Linked DNA regions of Homo sapiens: region 2 is linked to region 1. A link is a loop called in an ENCODE intact Hi-C map of the cell type or tissue named here. Cell type or tissue: PC-9. All regions are shown on one strand. Links, peaks and the distances in the headings refer to the core of each region. The heading gives the core; the rest is flanking DNA.

Region 1 (8,000 bases), core at 1-8,000:
CTTCTCAGCCTCCTGAGTAACTGAAACTATAGGCATGCAGCACTGTAACAGGCTAATTTTGTTGTTTGTTTGTTTTTGGAGAAACAGGGTGTCACTTTGTTGCCCAGGCTGGTCTCAAACTTCTGGGCTCAAGCGATCCTCCCACCTCAGTCTCCCAAAGTGCCAGGATTGCAGGTATGAGCCACCACACCCAGTCCACAATCTTCATTAGTCCTTCATAGTAATTCCCTCCTCCTAGGTCTTCTTATTTTTTTAATTTTCAAACAAATCTTTCAAATATGCAGAAAAGTAAAACAAATCTTGGGATCCACAACCTAGATTTAACAGCAGTTAACATTTTACTGTCTTTTGGTTCACTAAGAAATAAAATATTTTAGATAGAGCCAGGCATGGTAGCTCGTGCCTGTAATCCCAGCACTTTGAGAGGCCAAGGAGGGCAGATCGCTTGACCTCAAGAGTTCAAGACCAGCTTGGGTGACATAGTGAGATCTCATCTCTACAAAAAATAAAATAAAATAAAATAAAATAAAATAAAGAAATAAAGTATTTTAGATACAACCAGAGCTACCCTACCCCTACCCCCACCCATTTCCCCTCCCTATCTCTTTTTGGGTAACCACAAAACCACCTAGGAAGTTACTGGGGTCCTTCCCAAGGATGTCATTGTACTTTTATAGCCTTATAAATAAGATATAGCATTGTTCTGTGGGCCTTAGTATTTTACGTAGGCAGCATCATACAGGATATAACCTTTTATAACCTGCTTGTTTTGTTCACGTTTATCTTTGTAAGCTTTTTCTCCATGTTGATCCACATGGATCTAGTCCATTCATTTTTACTTTGAAGCAAGTTCTATTTTGGTTTCATCCATTGTTTATTCCTGGATTCCCCTGGCAGTGAATATTTGGTTGTTTCCAGATTTTCACTATTACTGGTAGTTCCGTAATGAATGGGCATTCCAGTGTGCACCTTCTTGTTCCCTTCATCTTTTTGTTTATTTTTGGCTCTAAACTTGGTTATCCACTGAGGGACTTGCTTCCCCTGCAGGTTTCTAAGACATGGCTATTATCTCCTCAATAGCCGTTCTACTGTGGGGCTGGGGATAGAAGAGGCATTGCCCCTTGCTCTTTGTAGCTACTTCCAAACCACACATTTTTCCTCCCTAAAATCCCCAGCTTCTTTCCTTAGTTTAATTTTTAAAAAAAAATAGAGACAGGGTCTCACTATCTTGCCCAGGCTGGTCTTGAACTCCTGGCCTCAAGTGATCCTCCTGCCTCAGCCTCCCAAAGTGCTGGGATTACAGGTGTGAGTCACCTCACCCAGCCCCACAGCTTTTTTGAAATGCAACTCACCACTTTACCATCCATTGCTCCCTCCGGTTGCAGCCATCTACACACCCCTGTCATTCCCCCTCCCTCCATGTCTGTTACAGCTCCCAGCTTATAGTCATTCTCTCCAACGTGATTCTGACACAATCATGATTTCCTTTTGGGGGTGTGTGTGAACATGTTTTAATTGCAGGATTCTTAGATATAGTGGTTAATCCATTGCTCACAATTCCTTACTAAGAGTGCCTCATGCTGGAAACACATGCCCTCCCCTTACATTACATTAAACTCAGGTGATCACATCTGTTTTTTTAAATTATTTTATTATTTTTTTTGAGACAGAGTCTTGCTCTGTCGCCCAGGCTGGAGTGCAGTGGTGCAATCTTGGCTCACTGCAAGCTCCGCCTCCCAGGTTCACACCACTCTCCTGCCTCAGCCTCCCGAGTAGCTGGGACTACAGGTGCCCACCACCACGCCTGGCTAATTTTTTGTATTTTTGGTAGAGACGGGGTTTCACCATGTTAGCCAAGATGGTCTCGATCTCCTGACCTTGTGATCCGCCTGCCTCGGCCTCCCATAGTGCTGGGATTACAGGTGTGAGCCACCGTGCCCAGCCAATCACATCTCTTTAACACAGAGTTCTTGTGTTAAAAGATTCTCATCTTTGTGAAGCCAAGGACTGTGGTGCAAAAGGAATATTTCATTAGCTGAAGTCACTACTATTTGCTAGAAAGATCCATTACTTTAGAATACTTCAACTATAAAATATATTGAATTTTCATATATCTCAACCATACACATGTGTAACTAACACTAAATGCGGTTCAGTCATTAAAAAGTAAGATTCTGGGTTGGGTGCACTGGCTCACGCCTGTAATCCCAGCACTTTGAAAGGCCGAGGCAGGAGGATTGCTTTAGGCCAGGAGTTTGAGACGTTAGCCTGGGCAATATAGCGAGATGCTATCTATACTAAAGAATTTAAAAATTAGCTGGGCCTGGTGATGCATGCCTGTAGTCCCAGCTATTTGGGAGGCTGAGGTGGGAGGATTGCTCAAGCCCAGGAGGTCAAGGCTGCAGTGAGCTGTGATCACACCACTGCACTCCAGCCTAGGCAACAGAGCAAAATCCTGTCTCAAAAAAGAAAAAGAAAAAGAAAAAAGACATTCTGGGAGCAGGGTACAAATATACAATCTGGCTGAATTCCCCAGGTAAGGACCTGTGTGTTATAAATTAATTGCTAATACCAAACTGAGAGCTCGGTGACCCACACAGTGTACAGCTAGGAAAGCAAACGAGGCCCTCATATCTCAGAGCCACAGGGTGATTTCAGTAACCAGCCTTTCTGTCCCATGGTCTCCTTTCCTCCCGTGAGCTTGTCCTCCACCTGCCTCAGCCCCTCACTCCCAAGGTCATATCCTGAACCATGTCATTACCAGTAACTGCCTTTGCATAGTCTCAACATAAAACACCGCACTCTCCAACCACCACCATCTGTCTGTCCAGCTCATTGCCTTGAGCATCCAACTCCAATAGTCCTTTAGGCTCACCCAGGCTGATCCTGCCCTTTTCCCTTGCCTCTCCTTCACGTCCTTAATTGTCACCTTGCTAAGCTCCCAACTTCCGTGGTCTTTCATTACAGACATCGTTTACCTACACCCTCGACTCTCTTCCCAAATAACTTCAACTCTCATTCCTGCTAACTCCTAGTAAAACCGGAACCCGGAAAACCCAACTCTCCACCAACTCTGTACCTGCCCCAGTGCAGCTGACACGGCTGGAGAAAGCCACCCAGTCACGCTAATGGTAAATCCAAGATCACTCACCTCAGTGCCACCCAAAAGTCCCACTGCGTTTCCCTGACTCATTCGCTCTCCCACTCTCTTTGACTATTTCATACTTTCCTGTCTCCACTCAAACCTTCAAACTCCTCCTCACTGATCTGCACTTGAAACCTGTGACCCTGATTCCCATGTCCCCAAGAAACGAGAAGTTACCAGAAGACCACACCCACCTGCAACTGTCGCATCTGCCCACTGCATTTTCCTTGTTCCTCACTCAAGGATAAGCTTGTCCAACCCAAGGCCTGTGGGTCGCTTGAGGCCCAGGACAGCTTTGAATGTGGCCCAACACAAATGCGTAAACTTTCTTAAAACATTAGGAGATTTTTTGGGCGACTTTTTTTTTTTTTTTTTTTTAGCTCATCAGCTATCATTAGTGTTAGTGTACTTTATGTGTGGCCCAAGACAATGCTTCTTCTTCCAATGTGGCCCAGGGAAGCCAAAAGTTTGGGCACCCCTGAAGGACATCACTCCTAATTCTCCTGTTTCTTTCCTGCATCATCAATTTCCTCCTTTCTACTGTATCATTCTCTCTCTCTCTCTCTTTTTTTTTTTTTGAGACAGACTCTCGCTCTGTTGCCCAGGCTAGAGTGCATTGGTGCAATCTTGGCTCACTGCAACCTCTGCCTCCCGGGATCAAGCGATTCTCCTGCCTCAGCCTCCCAAGTAGTTGGGATTACAGGCACACACCACCGCACCTGGCTAATTTTTGTATTTGTTTTTAGAGACGGGGTTTCACTTTGTTGGCCAGGCTGGCCTTGAGCTCCTGACCTCAAGCGATCCACCTGTCTCAGTGTCCCAAAGTGCTGGAATTACAGGTGTGAGCCACCGCGCCCGGCCCTACAGTAGCATTCTCACTGGCATGCAACAAACCAGTAATTCTCCCATCTTAAGAAAACAGTGCATTAGGAAAACAGATCCCACATCCCCTTCCAGGTGCTGGACCTTTACAGTAAAACTCAAAAGAACAGTCAATACTTGCTATCATCAATTCTCCTTTTTCTTGTCTCTTCATTCCAATTCTGATTGCAAATACTTCTTAGGAATTCCTTGGGATGGCAGAGTCATGAGAGGAAGATCCACTTCAGAGAGGGGAGAGATGAAACCCTGGAGCACACTTTATTCCTGAGGTTCTAATAGGGGACTAAGAAAATACTTTTGATTTATGTGGGAGAAATCATTGAACACGTGAAGGATATAAATGTCTTCTGTAGTTAAAAAAGGAACCATTGGAATCAGGTAAACTGGCATGTATTAGGTACTGTAACGTCAGATGTCATAACAAACAAACCTCAAATTGTATAATGGCTCAGACACAGTAAGTTTATGTTTCACCACATAAAGTCCAAAACAGATGTTCCTGATTAATGGGCAGCTCTTCTCCAAGTGGCGGTTCAGGCACCCGGACTCCTCCCATTTGTGGTTCTGCTGTTGTTAACAGATCGCCGTGTTCATCTACATCAAGTCATAAAAGGGAAAATAGAAGCAGGCCTGGAGCGTGGGAAACTTTTTTGGTCCAAGCCTGGAAGTTGGGTGCATCAGCTCTGATCACATTCCATTAGCCAGAATTCAGACACCTGACCTCACCTGTTTGCAAGGAAGGCTGGGAAACAGAAGAGGTGTACTCAAGAAGAGGAAATAGGTTTGGCAAAGAGCCAGCCAGGCTCTGCAAATAATGGACATCCTCCAAGGAACAATGATTGGGCAAAGAGAAGATGACTTACCCTCCAGGACTTTGTTCTGAATAAGCAGCTTGTCCTGGCCTGGATTTCCGAGCAAGTCCCATTGTAAAACCACAATTGCTCTTTCTTCAAGAAGAAAACCCTTAGAAAAGCAAACAATTCTACACATTCCATCTACCTCTTCTGCCATTTGATATGTTTTGTGGGTTTCCAATTGGCTTTTTGGTATTCTATAAAAATGAGAGTCATCTTATAGCCTGTAGGGTGAGGGTGTGAGTAGCATGGCTATATCCTAAGTCTCAGAGATACGGGCTCTGCTACCAACTGGCAGTGAAGCTTGACTACCAGGCCCTGTGCCCTTGGGACTCAGGCCCTGACTCTGTGAAATGGGACTGGTCATGCCTGCCACTGCCAGGCTATTTGAGGATCAACAACTTGCACATTCGCAGCTCCAAATGATCTTTACAACAGCCTTTGGTGATTGAAAGGGTATAAATGCCCCTTGCACATTTCACAGATGGAACACCCGAGCTGGACGGTGACATGCTTGACCCAGGGAAACTCCAACTCCCAGTCCCCAGACAAGAGGTAGTGGCTGAAACTGAGAGGAGGTGACATCTTATAGGGAAGGAAGCAGAAAGGGGAAGCAGAAAAGCATGAGGAATGGTGTGAGGGGAAGAAAGAAGAAGAAAATGTATGGACGTTTATCCCAGAGCCCAGGGTTCTTTCCGTAGTGCCTCCCAACCCTCGGTTCCCTGTTATTTACTCACCCTGAAGCCTGGTAATCTGGACACAGATGGAGAATTATAGAGAAGACCAGGGGGGAACCAAGAGCGTTTGGAATCTCAGGAGCCTTCAAACTGGACAATGAACAGTGTCATCTCTTTCTGTGGTCAGTGGCCACCTACCTAAGGAATGGGTCCCCCAGGACCAACCATGTGTCAGAAGGCTCCTCCTCTTGCCCTTCTTTTAGTGTGGGATCCTGGAAGTCACTGTCACAGGGATGCTGTATCTACATGGGCTTGGACTCCTCGTACGGAAAGAATTATTATTTTCTCAAGTGGTAAAATGTTAACAGTTGGTGGATCAGGATGATGGAAATACAGGAAATACAGGATTTCTTTACTCTATTTTTGCAAATTTGCTGTAAGTTTGAAATTACTAGAAGATAAAAAGTTAAAAAATAAAAAAAGAAGAAGAAGAACAAGAGCTGGGCATGGTGGCTCACACCTGTAATCCCAGCACTTTGGGAGGCCGAGGCAGGCGGATCACAAAGTCAGGAGTTTGAGACCAGCCTGGCCAATATGGTGAAACCCCATCTCTACTAAAGATACAAAAATTAGCCAGGCGTGTTGGTGGGTGCTTGCAGTCCCAGCTACTCGGGAGGCTGAGGCAGGAGAATTGCTTGAATCCGGGAGGCAGAGGTTGCAGTGAGCAGAGATTACGCCACTGCACTCCAGCCTGGGTGACAGAGCAAGACTCTGTCTCAAAAAAAAAAAAAAAAAAAAAAAAAAAAGAAGAAGAAGAAGAAGAAGAAGAACCCAGAAACCCCCTCATGACCTCTTCCATCACAACCCCTCTGCTGCCACCACCAAGGAAAGCCCATTCTGGCTCCTAATACCTAAACTAGTTATTTCTATTTGAATCATAGAAAAAGTGACTGGGTGCACTGGGTGCTCATGCCTCTAATCCCAGCACTTTGGGAAGCTGAGGTAGGAGGATTACCTGAGCCCAAGTTCGAGACCAGCCTAGGCAATGTAGTGAGGCCCCATCTCTCCAAAAAAAAAAAAAAAAATACAAAAATTAGCCAGGCATGGTGATGCAAGCCTGTGGCCCCTAGCTACTAGAGAGACTGAGGTGGGAGGATCACTTGAGCCTGGGAGGCCAAGGCTGCAATGAGCCGGGGGGGGTGACAGAGAGAAACACTGTCTCAAAAAAACAAACAAACAAAGAACAGAAAGAAACACTGAATCATACAGAAAGCATTCCTTTATGCCTGACTTCTTCTCTTTTTTTGAGACAGCGTCTCGCTCTGTCACCCAGACTGGAGTCCGGTGGCACGATCACGGTTCGCTTCAGCCTCAACCTCAGCTATCCTCCCACCTCAGCTCCCCTAGCAGCTAGGACTACAGGCATGAGCCACTGCACCTGGCCTGTGCCTGACTCCTTTCATTCAACATTATGTTTAGGAGATTCAGCCATGTCTTTGCTTGCCCTTTTACTTCATTCTCATTCCTCCACAGTATTCCATTGTAAGAATGTATCACATATAGATGGGACTTCCAGAATGACTGAGTGAGGAAGCTCTGAAACACCCACCCACCCACACAAAGCCCTCATTCTTTTCTCATTAAAGTTCAAGACTTTTCAAAGTAAACACTTCTCAATTTGTTACATACTGTGTTAGTTTTTTCTTTTTTCTTTTTTTGAGACAGAATCTCACTCTGTCACCCATTATTCTACCTACTACTTATAATTTTGATCAATCTCCAGTTTTCAAATGATTATTTTTTCTCACAGTTTTGCAGTTTTGTTATAAGTTTTTGTAGTTTGTTATAAGTTCTGCTAAGTTTTGTATTTTTAGTAGAAATGGGGTTTTTCCATGTTGGCCAGGCTAGTCTCAAACACCTGACCTCAGGTGATCCACCCGCCTCAGCCTCCTACAGTGCTGGAATTAGAGGCATGAGCCACCGTGCCCTGCCAAGAAAAATTATTTTTAAGAGAACCAATAGAAATTCTGGATTTGAAAAGTATAGTGTCTAAAATGAAAATTTCCCTGGAGGGGCTTAAAAGCAAATTTGAGCTGACAAAATAAAGAATTGGCAATCTTGAGGATAGATCAGCAGAGATTATACAAGCTGAATAATGGAGAGAAAAAAGACTGAAGAAAATGAACAGAGACTAAGAAGCCTTGGCCCATCATCAAATGCACCAACATCCAGGTAACAGGACTCTGAGAAAGAGGGAAAAAATAGAGAAATGGGCAGAAAAAATATTCAAAGAAAAAAATGGCTGAAAAATTCCAAAATTTGATGATAACATTAATCTACACATCCTAGAATCTGAATGAGCCAGAAGTAGGATAGACTCAAAGAGATCCACACATGAGCACGTTATAATTAAACTGTTGAAAAGAAGAAAATAAAAACTTG
Region 2 (13,974 bases), core at 5,975-13,974, 51 kb before region 1:
TATATATTATAGATAATAATATATATTATATATATTATAGATAATAATATATATTATATATATTATAGATAATAATATATATTATATATATTATAGATAATAATATATATTATATATATTATAGATAATAATATATATTATATATATTATAAATATATATATGTATTTGTTTAGATTACATCTTTCAGTGAAGTCAAATTGCATGCCATCCCCATCTCTTCCTCTGCTCTTTTTTTTTTTTTTTTTTGCTGAAATGCTTATATCCTCTGACATGCTAGGCCATTCGCTTACTTATGTCTGCTGTTTACTATCTGTCTCCCACCTGTACCCCCACCCCCATCCTACTGGGATGTAAGTTGCATGGGACAGAGGTTTCTGTTTCTTTTCTTTAATGGAATATATCTCGGCACATGGTAGGCCTTCAATACATAGTTTTTGGATTAAGTGAGTGAATGGATAAATGGCTGGTGTTGTTCCTGAAGCAGAATGCAGAAACCCTTCTTGTTACTCTCACTCTTACCAATGGACTTGTCTCAATGTCTCTCTGATGCCTGGGCTCCAGGACTTCTGAGCTTCCACTCAAGCCTTGTAAATGAGTGCCTTTTATTCATTGCTAGAGTCTGACTCTCTTTCCAAGGAACATCTGTCCCTGTTTCCAAGCTACTTCAAAGGCAGGTCTATGGTCCCCTGATGACATTGGGAAAATTTGAGGTTCACCCCTCAGGGTGTAGTGACAGAAGTCACTGAGAACTCAGAAGTCCTCTGCTCCTAGTCTGGCAGCCTGCCTGCAGTCGGGGTGGGGGGATTGTCCTGCCAAACTCGACCCTCTGGGCACCCGAGGAAGATCTGTTCAGCACCAGGGTCAGTGACAAGCACCCAGCATCCTGGGAAGAAGCCTCACACCCTTTCCAAGGAGCCTGGTGGATCTGGCCTCTTTGAAAGGCCTTGGGAATCTCAGCCACTGCAAAAGCCAGCAGGGAATGGGGTCACGACTCAACAGCATTTGGAGATTTGACACGTCGCACAATGCCACCTGGGTCATGGCTCTCCCCAGGGGAGGCTGAGGGTATTGGGAAGGGCTGTGGCCACTTCTGAGCAAGCCCCAGACCTGGGAAGCAGGAGTCCCTAGAGAGCCCTTTGCAGGGAAGAACCAGCACCTCAGCTGCCCTCTGAGCTGTGGCTGTCCCTCTGCACTGTGGGGCTTTCGCCTGAACCACACTTGGCTAACAATAGGGTCCCCCTTCCTTTCTGCCTTGCCTGGGCTCTGCTCTCTCAGCTTATGGGTGACTGGGCTCTCTCCACTGTCTCAGGTTGAGTTCATTAAGGATGTGCTCCTTGGGGAAGTGGAGGGAAAGTTGGGGAGTGAAGACAGAGAAGGAGTGGAAACCCAGCAAGGGTGTGACCTCAGGTGACGTCCCCGGGGGGCAGCTTCAGCCAGATTCCTTGGAGGGGCACAGGAGAGTGATTGAAAGTAAAATCAACCAAAAGGAGTGGGGCCTGGGTAGGGCATCAGCGTTGCTAACCACACTACTGTACCCACCACCAGGTTAACAGATGTATTACCACGTCACTGAGCCCCGCTTTCCTCCCCTAATCACAGCCTCTATGCACTAGAGGAACAGAATTTGGCAGCCATTAGTCCCACGCATTTCTTCACAGCTCACTAACTCATATGTGTGTATGTCCTTAAGCAATATATAGCATTGTTCATGCACATTTCTTTTTTTCTTTTTTTTTTTTTTTCCAGACAGAGTCTTGCTCTGTTTCCCAAGCTGGACTGCAGTGGTGTGATCTTGTCTCACTGCAACCTCTACCTCCAGGGTTCAAGCGACTCTCCCACCTCAGCCTCCTGAGTAGCTGGGATTATAGGGGTGCACTGCCATGCCCAGCTAATTTTTGTATTTTTAGTAGAGACGGGGTTCCACCATCTTGGCCAGGCTGGTCTCAAACTCCTGACCTCAGATGATCCTCCTGCCTTGGCCTCCCAAAGTGCTAGGATTACAGGCGTGAGCCACCACACCGGGCCTGTTCATGCTCATTTCTAAGCTTTATATCGACACCATCATCTTGTATCTATACTTCCACATCTTGCGGCATCACACCTGACAGTGTCATTTGTGTTGATATATGCCAAATGTATAGTTCTTTCTTTTCATCATTGTATGCTATTCTATACACCAACTATACCACAATTTACAAAAAGAAGAAGAAGAAGAAGAAGAAGGGTGTCTGGAGTGAGGCTGCCTGCTGGCTTAGTTACTAAGTGCGTGGCTTTGGGTAAGTTTCTTTTTTTTTTTTTGAGATGGGGTCTCGCTCTTGTCACCCAGGCTGGAGTGCAATGGCATGGTCTCGACTCACTGCAACTTCTGTCTCCAGGATCAAGTGATTCCCCTTCCTCAGCCTCCCAAGTAGCTGGGATTACAGGCACACGCCACCAAGCATGGCTGATTTTTGTAGTTTTAGTAGAGATGGGGTTTCACCATGCTGGCCAGGCTGGTCTGGAACTCCTGACCGCAGGTGATCCACCCCGGTTGGCCTCCCAAAGTGCTGGGATTACAGGCATGAGCCATTGTGCCCGGCCCGGGTAAATTTCTGAATCTCTCTGTGCCTTTGCATTCCCATCTGGAAAATGAGGCTCAGATGGAAACCAGCCCAATGCTCCCATACACTGTTCTTTGGACAAACATGGAAATTGACCCTTCTGGTCTTAAAGCTTGAAACTTATATTTGCTTTATCTGGGTTCCTTCTGCAAGGAATGACCATTGGGCCTCTCAAAAAAAAAAAAAGTGTCAAAGAACTGAAACCCACCAGATTACTGTACCAGATACCAGACCCCCTCATTCACCATGATTGCTTCATTGCCCCTGTCTAGTTCCTGTTTTCTTTTATATTTTATAATTTTTTTTTTGAGACGGAGTCTCGCTCTGTTGCCCAGGCTGGAGTGCAGTGGCGCAATATCAGCTCACTGCAAGCTCCGCCTCTCGGGTTCACGCCATTCTCCTAGCTCAGCCTCCCAAGTAGCTGAGATTACAGGCGCCCGCCACTACTCCCAGCTAATTTTTTGTATTTTTAGTAGAGATAGGGTTTCACCGCGTTAGCCAGGATGGTCTCGATCTCCTGACCTCGTGATCCGCCCACCTCCGCCTCCCAAAGTGCTGGGATTACAGGCGTGAGCCACCGCGTCCTGCCAGTTCCTGTTTTCTTATACATTGTTACATTTCTTCTCTGCTGTATAAACTCCTGGTTTTAGTCAATCAGGGAGATGGATTTCAGACTGAGCTCCCATCTGCTTGGTTGCAGCACTCGATTAAAGTCTTCCTTGGCAATACTTGGTGTCTCAGTGATTGGCTTTCTGTGTGGGGAGCAGCAGGACCTAGACTGCACCCATGGTGTTTTGGTAACACTATGAGCACGAGCTCATCTTTGAGCTGTGACAGGGATGACAATGAGAAAATGCATCCAAAGGCTCACAGGGATATCATGTGGACAGTGAACCTCATGAGAAGAAGGTCCATGTCAGGCCAGGAGCAGTGGCTTACGCCTGTAATACCAACACTTGGGAGGCCAAGGGGGCAGATCACCTGAGGTCAGGTGTTCAAGACCAGCCTGGCCAACATGGTGAAACCCCATCTCTACTAAAAATAAAAAATTAGCTGGGCAAGGTGGCACACACCTGTAGTCCCAGCTACTTTGGAGGCTGAAGCAGAAGAATCGCTTGAACCTAGGAGGCAGAGGTTGCAGTGAGCCAAGATCCCACCTTTGCACTCCAGCCTGGGCGACAGAGCAAGATTCCTTCTCCAAAAATAAAAAAAATAAATAAGTAAAAAAAAGAAGGTCAATGTCTTATTGATCAGCATCTCTGGCAATAAACTAATGACTCCTTTCCTCCACCTCTCCCCAGGCCACCACTGCTGTTGCCCTGGTGGTTACCTACCCCTGACACTCTAGAAAGAGGGCCCCAGCCATGTGGATGGGATTTCTCCTTCATTGATCTGATGGTGGTCGTGGCAATGTATAAGCACCTGGAAACAGGTCAGACAGGTCCAGGTGAGAACCAGGGGTGGGGAGAAGGGGAGGCCCAGGAAAACATCCAGGTGGCAGAAGCTCTGGCACTCAGAGAGTCCTGATGCAAGATCTTAGACTCATCAATGAGGCAGTAATTCCTCTATATCCAGCTGTACCCAACCCCTACACCCTACTCTCAAATACCAGAGGAAGCAGAATTGTTCACTGTTCTGGACCTCAAGGATGGCTTCTTCTGCATTCCCCTGCACTCTGACTCCCAGTTTCTCTTTGCCTTTGAGGATCCCACAGACCACACATCCCAACTTACATGGACGGTCTTGCCTCAAGGTTTAGGGATAGCTCTCATCTGTTTGGTCAGGCACTGGCCCAAGATCTCGGCCACTTCTCAAGTTCAGGGACTCTGGTCCTTCAGTATGTGGATGATTTACTTTTGGCTACCAGTTTGGAAGCCTCATGCCAGCAGGCTACTCTAGATATCTTGAACTTTCTAGCTAATCAAGGGTACAAGGCATCTAAATTGAAGGCCCAGCTCTGCCTACAACAAGTCAAATATCTAGGCCTAATCTTAGCCAGAGGAACCAGGGCCCTCAGCAAAGAATGAATACAGCCTATACTGGCTTATCCTCACCCTAAGACATTAAAACAGTTGCAGGGGTTCCTTGGGATCACTGGCTTTTGCCAACTATGGATCCCCAGATACAGCGAGATGGCCAAGCCTCTCTATACTCTAATCAAGGAGACCCAGAGGGCCATCTAGTAGAATGGGAACCAGAGGCAGAAACAGCCTTCAAAACCTTAAAGCAGGCCCTAGTACAAGCTCCAGCCTTAAGCCTTCCCAGAGGACAAAACTTCTCTTTACACATCACAGAGAGAGTGGGAATAGCTCTTGGAGTCCTTACTCAGACTCGAGGAATAACCCCACAACCAGTGGCATACCTAAGTAAGGAAATTGATGTAGTAGCTAAAGGCTGGCCTCACTGTTTATGGGTAGTTGCGGTGGTGGCCATGTTAGTATCAGAGGCTATCAAAATAATACAAGGAAAGGATTTCACCATCTGGACTACTCATGATGTAAATGGCATACTAGGTGCCAAAAGAAATTTATGGCTATCAGACAACCATCTGCTTAGATACCAGGTGCTACTCCTTGAGGGACCGGTGCTTCAAATATGCACCTGTGCGGCCCTCAGCCCTGCTACTTTTCTCCCAGAGGATGGGGAACCAATTGAGCATGACTGCCAACAAATTGCAGCCCAGACTTATGCCACCCAAGAGGATCTCTTGGAAGTCCCCTTAGCTAATCCTGACCTTAACCTATATGCTGATGGAAGTTCATTTGCGGAGAATGGGATACAAAGGGCAGGTTATGCCATAGTTACTGATGTAACAGTACTTGAAAGTAAGCCTTTTCCCCTAGGGACCAGCGCCCAGTTACCAGAACTAGTGGCACTTACCCAAGCCTTAGAACTGGGAAAGGAAAAAAAGAATAAATGTGTACACAGATAGCAAGTGTGCTTATCTAATCCTACATGCCCATGCTGCAATATGGAAAGAAAGGGAGTTCCTAACCTCTGGGGGAGCTCCCATTAAATACCACAAGAAAATCATGGAGTTATCGCATGCAGTGCAAGACCCCAAGGAAGTGGCAGTCTTACACTGCTGAAGCCATCAAAAAGGTGAAGGAGAAAAGGCAGAAGGAAACCGTCAGGCAGACGCTGAGGTCAAAATTGCTGCCAGGTGGAAACTCCCATTAGAAATACCTAGAGAAGGACCCTTGGTATGGAACAACCCTCTCCAAGAGATTAAGCCCCAGTATTCCCTGACTGAAACAGAATGGGGACTTTCATGGGGGCATAGTTTTCTCCCCTCGGGATGGTTAACGACAGAAGAGGGCAGCCAGTGGAAAATACTTAAGACCCTCCACCAAAGTTTTCATATGGGTATTGAGAACACTCATCAAATGGCCAAATCCCTATTTACAGGGCCAAATCTCCTCCGGACCATCCGACAAGTAGTCAAAGCCTGTGATGTGTGCCAAAGGCATAATCCCTTGGCCCATCGTAAGGCCCCTCTGGGACAACAAAGAATAGGGCACCATCCCAGAGAGGACTGGCAGTTAGACGTCTCTCATATGCCTAAGTCAAGGGGATTTCAATACTTGTTAGTCTGTGTTGAAACCTTTACAAATTGGATAGAAGCCTTCCCTTGCAAGACAGAGAAGGATCAGGAAGTGGTTAAAGTCCTAATTCATGAAATAATTCCTAGATTTGGGCTTCCCCAAAGCTTCGCAATCCAGCTTTTACACTCTTACATTTCCAACCTAACCTATTACACAAGCAATGAAAAAACCATACATGGCCCTGCAACCACGAATACTGTCTTAACTTTCCAAGCCCCTTTATGCATCCAATGCAACCTGTTATCAGGACTGCCCCTGGGGCACCTACTATCCCATCAGTGTAATTACACCCTACAACTTCAAGCCCCAACTGATCACAGTAACTTCCGACTCACCCAAACAGCTCCATTCAGATGGCTTGTCCGCTTCTCAGAGCCTCCAAAAATCATCACCTCCTTCCTGCTTAACAAACAGTCTAGGTTTAATAATGGCAAACATACTCCCTGCATGACCATTCACCCCTGGACCCCCTGCAGCAGCGCCCCCACCACTAGTGAATGCCTTCTCATCCCCTATTTCAATCACTCTCTTGAATGGTTCCTAGTAGATACAAAACGATTTTTTCTCCAATGGTAAAATAGAACACAGGGAGCCACTCAGTTTGCTCCCAACACTCCTTTCCAGCCGCTCACTGGAGCTACCTTGGCAAGTACTCTAGGAGTATGGGAAAATGAAAACAACAAACTCACACACCTTTTTAACATACACAACCAGTTCTGTGTACCCAGCCAAGGCATATTCTTCTTATGTGGAACTTCAACCTATATCTGCCTCCCCACCAACTGGACAGGCACCTGCACCTTAGTCTTCCTAAGTCCCAACATTGACATTGCCCCAGGAAATCAGACCCTATCAGTGCACCTCAAAGCTCAAGTCTGTCAGTGCAGAGCAATACAACTAATACCCCTACTTATAGGGTTAGGAATGGCCACTGTTACAGGAACCAGAATAGCCAGTGTATCTACTTCATTATCCTACTACCACACACTCTCTAAGATAGTTTGCAAGAAATAACAAAATCTATCCTTACTCTACAGTCCCAAATAGACTCTTTGGCAGCAGTGACTCTCCAAAACCACTGAGGCCTAGACCTCCTCACTGCTGAGAAAGGAGGACTCTGTACCTTCTTAGGGGAAGAGTGTTGTTTTTACAGTAACCTGTCAGGGATAGTATGAGACACCACCCGGTGTTTACAGGAAAAGGCTTCTGAAATCAGACAATGCCTTTCAAACTCTTATACCCACTTCTGGAGTTGGGCGACATGCTTCTCCCTTTTCTAGGTCCCGTGACAGCCATCTTGCTATTATTTGCCTTCGGGCCCTGTATTTTTGACCTCCTTGTCAAATTTGTTTCCTCCAGGATTGAGGCCATCAAGCTATAGATGGTTTTAAAAATGGAACCCCAAATGAGCTCAACTAACAACTTCTACCGAGGACCCCTGGATCGACCCACTGGCCCTTTGGCCCAGAGAGTTCCCCTCTGGAGGACACTACCACTGCAGGGCCCCTTCTTTGTCCCTATCCAGCAGGAAGTAGCTAGAGCAGTCATTACCCAATTCTCAACAGCAGTTGGGGTGTCCTGTTTAGAGCGGGGATTGAGAGGTAAAGCCAGCTGGACTTCCTGGGTCGAGTGGGGACTTGGAGAACTTTTCTGTCCAGCAAGAGGAATGTAAAACGCACCAATCAGCACTCTGTAGCTAGGATTGCAAAATGCACCAATCAGCGCTCTGCAGCTAGCAAGGGGATTGTAAAATGCACCAATCAGCACTCTGTAAAAATGCACTAATCAGCACTCTGTAGCTAGCAAGTGGATTATAAAATGCCACAATCAGCGCTCTGTAACAACGTACCAATCAGTGCTCTGTAGCTAGCAAGAGGATTGTAAAATGCACCAATCAGCACTCTGTAAAATGCACCAATCAGCAATCTGTAAAACACACCAATTGGCAGGATTCTAAAAGTAGCCAATCGTGGGGAGGATTGAAAAAAAGAGCACTCTGATAGGACAGAAATGGAACATGGGTGGGGCCAATAAGAGACTAAATGCTGCCCACCCCCAGCCAGCGGCGGCAACCTGCTTGGGTCCCCTTCCATGCTATGGAAGCTTTGTCCTTTTGCTCTTCACAGTAAACCTTGCTACCACTCACTCTTTGGGTCCGTGCCATCTTTAAGAGCTGTAGCACTCACTGCGAAGGTCAGCGGCTTCATTATTGAAGTCAGCGAGACCATGAACCCACTGGCAGGAACCAACTGGAGACACACTGAGACTCCAGAGCTTCTAGATTCTCCCTTGCCTCCTCACTCCTCTGGAGAGATTGGGCGACAAGCAGGGTGTGACCCAGTCCAGGCTTCCTGGGGATTCTGGCCTGCCTGGGGACAATGTCTTGACCGGGATGTGCTGGTGATTGCATAACCACAGGACCAGCTCAAACTAGTTTACCATTGCTTGAGTTGTTACAGATGGCACGGAGCCAAAACTGCATGTCATGTAGCCTGGCCCGGTGCAATCAGAGAAAACTTCCACCTCCTGAGAGTTAGCACCACCAACGTGGCAACCGGCCACATTGGCATCCCTGGGACTAGTTAACAGTGCCATAACAACTTGACCCACCCAGGGATCAGGGAGGCAGATTTGAGTGTTGTCTCCTGTCTCCTTGCCAGGTGACTTGGAATAAAGCTTTTTCTTTTCGCAAAAGTGGTGCTATAATATTGGCTTCTACTCACATCGGGCAGCAAGTCCATTACTTTGTAACAATTGGAGGATTCGAGGAGCTCAGGAGTGACTCGAACACATCACAGATGATCACTTTCAGTCTCTGACAGTCGTTTGAGGGAGTTAAATACTTTCCACCAGGAAATTCCTTGAAATTCAGCGCCCCACAAGGACAAGGTGGGCTTTTCCATCAGTTGGAAAGGGGCACGGCACAAGGAGTGTCAAAAGACACAGATGGGTGGGCTCTGGCCTTTCCCCTCTTCACCCTTTCCAGGATCTGCAGTGGTCACTGGGACACAAAGGGAAACAGGGCACATCCATGCCTTCCCTCACAGATCTTTCAGAAACACAGTGGGGCAGGCAGGTACAGCCAGGTCACGTGAGGGTTATGAGGGAAGACCCCAGGGGCCATGAGTCCGCTTAACAGGAAACCTTCCTTAAACTTAGAAGTCAGGGAAGGCCTCCTGGAAGAGGTGACATCTAAGCTGAGACAAAGGATGAATAGAAGTTGGCCAGGGGACTAGTTAAGGGGTAAGTTCTCTCAGATAGAGAGAAGACTGACTTGAAATATAAAGAAAATCAGCTGGGTGTGGTGGCTGATACCTGCAATCCCAGCACTTTGGGAGGCCGAGGTGGGTAGATCACCTGAGGTCAGGAATTTGAGACCAGCCTGACCAATATGGTGAAACCCTGTCTCTACTATATACAAATAATTATCCAGGCGTGGTGGCACGCACCTGTAGTCCCAGCTACTTGGAAGGCTGAGGCAGGAGAATCGCTTGAACCCAGAAGGCAGAGGTTGCAGTGAGCCAAGATTGTGCCATTTCACTCCAGCCTGGGCAAGAAGAGCACAAACTCTGTTTCAAAAAAAAAGAAAAGAAAAAGAAAAAAGAAAAAAGAAAAAAAATACTTAAAAATCTATAAAATGCACCAATCAGCACCAATCACTTTGGGAGGCAGGTGGATCACCTGAGGTCAGGAGTTTGAGACGAGCCTGGCCAACCCCATCTCTACTAAAAATACAAAAAATACAAAAACAAAAACAATACACACAAAAAAATCAGCTGGGTATGGTGGTGTGTGCCTGTAAACCCAGCTACTCAGGAGGCTGAGACAGGAGAACTGCTTGAACCTAGGAGGCGGAGGTTGCAGTGAGCCAAGAGTGTGCCACTGGACTCCACCCTGGGTGACAGAGCGAGAATCCATCTCAAAAAAAAAAAAAAATCTGTGGACAAATGTGCTGGGAGAGGGTGAGAAGGATGGGAACTGGCAGTAGGAGGATGAGGGTAAAGCCAATTGACCCATGGAAACCCTCCAGGAAAGCTGAGACACAGAAACTGCCCTTGCTGGTCCCTAGAGCTGTGCCTACACACCTGATTCCTGTGCCCACAGGCCCAGGTTACCCTGGTTTGGCTTCTGGGCTTAGGAGGTGCTTGCAAAACTGGCCGACCCAGATCAACTGGCAATGAGGTGAGGCTGGATAATGTTACTATTCTTTTCCCTATTTACTTCCTTGTCTGCTGAAGCATATCTGTATTAGTCAAGGTTCTCTAGAGGGACAGAACTAAAAAGATAGATGTATATATAAAGGGAAATTTATTAAGGAGTATTGACTCACATGATCACAAGGTGACATTCCACAACAGGCCATCTGCAAGCCAAGGAGCAAGGAAGCCAGCCTGAGTCCCAAAGCTGAAGAACTTGGAGTCCGATGTTGGAGGGCAAGAAGCATCCAGCATGGGAGAAAGATGTAGGCTGGGAGGCAAAGCCAGTCTAGTCTTTCCATGTTCTTCTGCCTGCTTTTATTCTAGCCGTGCTGGCAGCTGATTAGATTGTGCCCACCCAGATTGAGGGTGGGTCTGCCTCTCCCAGTCCACTGAGTCAACTGTTGCTCTCCTTTGGCAACACCCTCACAGACATACCTAGGAACAATACTTTGCATCCAATCAAGTTGACATTCAACATTAACCATCACAACATCCGAGCCATTAAAACTCTCGAGCACCAACGTATTTCAGAGAAACTGTAAAGCCTTTCCTCTTTCCAACTCCACTCAGTGAGAATTCCAGATAAATCCACAGACACCATAGACAGTGGGCCGTGCTGAGGGTGACCTCCAAGCATCTGCAAAAAGGATGAATGAAGAGATGAAGAGGAGAGCCAGCTAACAGCATGTTTTCAAGCTTTTTTTTTTTTTTTTTGAGACAAGGAATTGCTCTGTTGCCCAGGCTGGAGTGCAGCAGCACAATCATGGCTCATTGTAGCCTCAACCTCCCAAGCTCAAGCAATCCTCTTACCTCAGTAGCTGGAGCTACAGGTGTGTGCCACCATGCTTGTTTTTTGTTTGTTTGTTTGTTTTTGTTTTGTTTTGTTTTTCTTGTAGAGATAGGCTCTCCCTATGTTGCCCAGGCTGCTGTCCAACTCCTGGACTCAAGCGATCCTCCCGCCTCAGCCTCCCAAAGCGCTGGGTGTGAGCCCCCCACGCCCAGCTTGTTTTCAAGTTTTTTTTTTCCTTTCCTTTTTTTTTTTTTTTTTTTTTTTGAGTCCCTGTAGCTGGAACGGGACTATAGATGCACACTGCCACACCAGGCTAACTTTTGTGTTTGTAGTACAGATGGGGTCTCCCCAAATTGCCCAGGCTGGTTTTGAATTCCTGGGATCAAGCGATCCACCCGTCTCAGCCTCTCAAAGTGCTGGGATTACAGGTGTGAGCTACTGTGCCTGGTGTTTTCAAGCTTTTTAATAGCATCATGCAGATTACAGACAAGTCATGCCTATTTAGTCCAAGCAGTCATATTTTTTCTTCCTGGATGCTGTATCCATCAGGATGGGCTAGGATATGCTGCAATAACAAATATCCTCAAACTCTCTGTGGCTTAAACCACGAAGGTTTATTTCTTCCTCACACTTCGTGACATAGATTAGCTGGGGCTCTTTCCATGGCTGGAGGCTCTGATTCACCCTCACTGTAGGACCCAGCCATTTTCTGGAGTGTTGTCAGATGCTGTGCTGGAGGTACTGAAAGCTCTGGTGGGTCTTCCATCAGCAATTAAATGCTTGAAGCTTGTGTGGCACACGCTGCTTCCACTCCCAGCTCACTGGCCAGAACTGATCATTTGACTCCCACCAAAACCCCAAAAGGCTCAGGAAGAGCAGTCCCCTCGAGTGCTCAGGAGGCAGCAAGCCAGAAATATTCAGGAAACTGAGTACTCCAGTTGCCAAGTTCTTGAAAGCAAACAGACTTTCCTTTCTGTCCCAAGTCAGCCTGCTAGTCAACAATTAATTAGTTGAGATTTGTGCATTTTGACCTTACCAAGTATCTCAGCCTATTTTCTGTTGCTTAACTGAATACCACAGACTGGGCAATTTATGGAGAAAGGAAATTTGTTTCTTACAGTTCTGCAGGCTAGAGAGCACAAGGTTGAAGGGCTGCATCTGGTGAGAACCATCTTGCTGATGGGGCCTCTGCAGAGTCCCAAGGTGGGGCAGGGTATCACATGGTGAGGAGCCTCACAAGAGAGAGCGAAACTGGTTTTTATAACAGACACACTCTTGTGAAAACTAACCCCCCTGCGATAGCCCATTAATCCATGAATGGATTAATTCATTCATGAGGGCAGAGTTCTCCTGACCCAATCAAAAGATCCCACCTCTCAACACTGCCGCCATTGGAGACCAAGTTTCCAACACACAAACTTTTGGGAGTCATATTCAAGCAATAGCACCAAGTTCAAAAGTAATTTAGAAAAGCTACATCAACTTGAACAGCATCTATGGGCTTAGGGAAAAATTATGCAAGTTAAGATGATTATTTTTTAATTAATCAATTTATTTATTTATTTTTCGAAACAGGGTCTCACTGTGCCACCTAGGCTGAAGTGCAGTGGTGCAGTCATAGCTCACTGTAACCTCAAACTCCTGGCTCAAGCAATCCTCCTGCCTCAACATCCTGTATAGTTGGGAATACAGATGTGTGCCACCATGCCCGGCTAATTTTTTATTTTTTGTATATATAGGGTATCACTATGCTGCCCAAGCTGATCTCAAACTCCCGACCTCAAGCAATCCTCCTGCCTTGGCCTCCCAAAGTGCTAAGATTGCAGGTGTGAGCCACTGCACTCAGTCACAAATTATTCTGCTCTCGTTAATGACACTATAATGTTTCTTCACCCTACTTTACTGAAAACCAAGAAGACTGCGTTTCTTTATAGATATCTTATAATTCTATAGTCTTGTTTGGGTACCCAATAACAAAAGCAAATATAAATAGGTTACTTCAAACCCTTTGAAAACATCTATTGCATGATCATACGTCTGTTTATTGAGAGCTCACTATGGGAATGTCATTTTTCTACATGTTTAAGGGTTATCTCATGATACCTTCACCCCTGAGATGAGTTGTTGTTATTCCCATTTTACAACAGAGAAAACCAAGACCCAGAGAGGTTAAGTAACCTGCCCAAAGTCATGCAGCCAGGGAGTCCCATGTTATGTTTTGCTCCTGCATTGCTAGAAATTGCTCATTGCAAATAATCCTATTCTGGCCTCTGAAGATAACAGGATCCCCTGAAGGTAAGAGAGGGGCATCTCTTCAAAACATGTGCTGCTCTGGAATTCTCCTGGGTTCAGAGGCACACTCCCCACCTCAGTTTGGCATGATTAAAGAGATCCTGCTTGGGTTTCAGTCATTGAACTTTGCTGCCAGTTCAGGAAAGCCAGCCTGGCAGTAGATCTTTTCTTAAGTCTTTGCAGCTAAATCATTATTTATCCAGGAAAGCACATGTCTGAGCAGAAGTGAACAGGGCACGGGTGGTCTCCTGAGCGCTTATGTACATCTGGGAGGAACTGGGCATGTGCGCACACACACAGACACACATGTGCAGAGCACAGACACATATACACACAGAACACACATATACACACATACACATAAACACTCGCATATGCAAACTACACACACTCATACAAACATGCACTACACATACACACAATGCACACACATGCACAGTATACACATATGCATGCATACACACATACACACAACACATGCATACAT

Evidence for each region. Peaks named below come from ENCODE experiments on the same cell type or tissue, not always from the same donor. Only the 100,000 strongest peaks of a DNase experiment are listed, where the experiment ranks them.
Region 2: it touches region 1 in a loop (8-fold over the local background); 3 of 110 quality-filtered maps call a loop at or near these places.

The regions. Positions count from the first base shown.
Region 1 is chr16:57,338,684-57,346,683 of GRCh38, reverse strand. No RefSeq gene overlaps it. Among named protein-coding and RNA genes, the nearest start is that of CCL22, 16 kb to the left of the region's middle. In PC-9, for the core only: no CTCF peak of the experiment used is centred there; DNase peaks (open chromatin) are centred at 4,823 and 6,853; H3K4me3 peaks cover 506 bases; H3K27ac peaks cover 1,981 bases.
Region 2 is chr16:57,389,294-57,403,267 of GRCh38, reverse strand. It overlaps a transcript of CCL17 not described here. Among named protein-coding and RNA genes, the nearest start is that of CCL17, 8.5 kb to the left of the region's middle. RefSeq lists an enhancer at 2,799-2,848. In PC-9, for the core only: no CTCF peak of the experiment used is centred there; DNase peaks (open chromatin) are centred at 8,607 and 10,367; H3K27ac peaks cover 1,785 bases.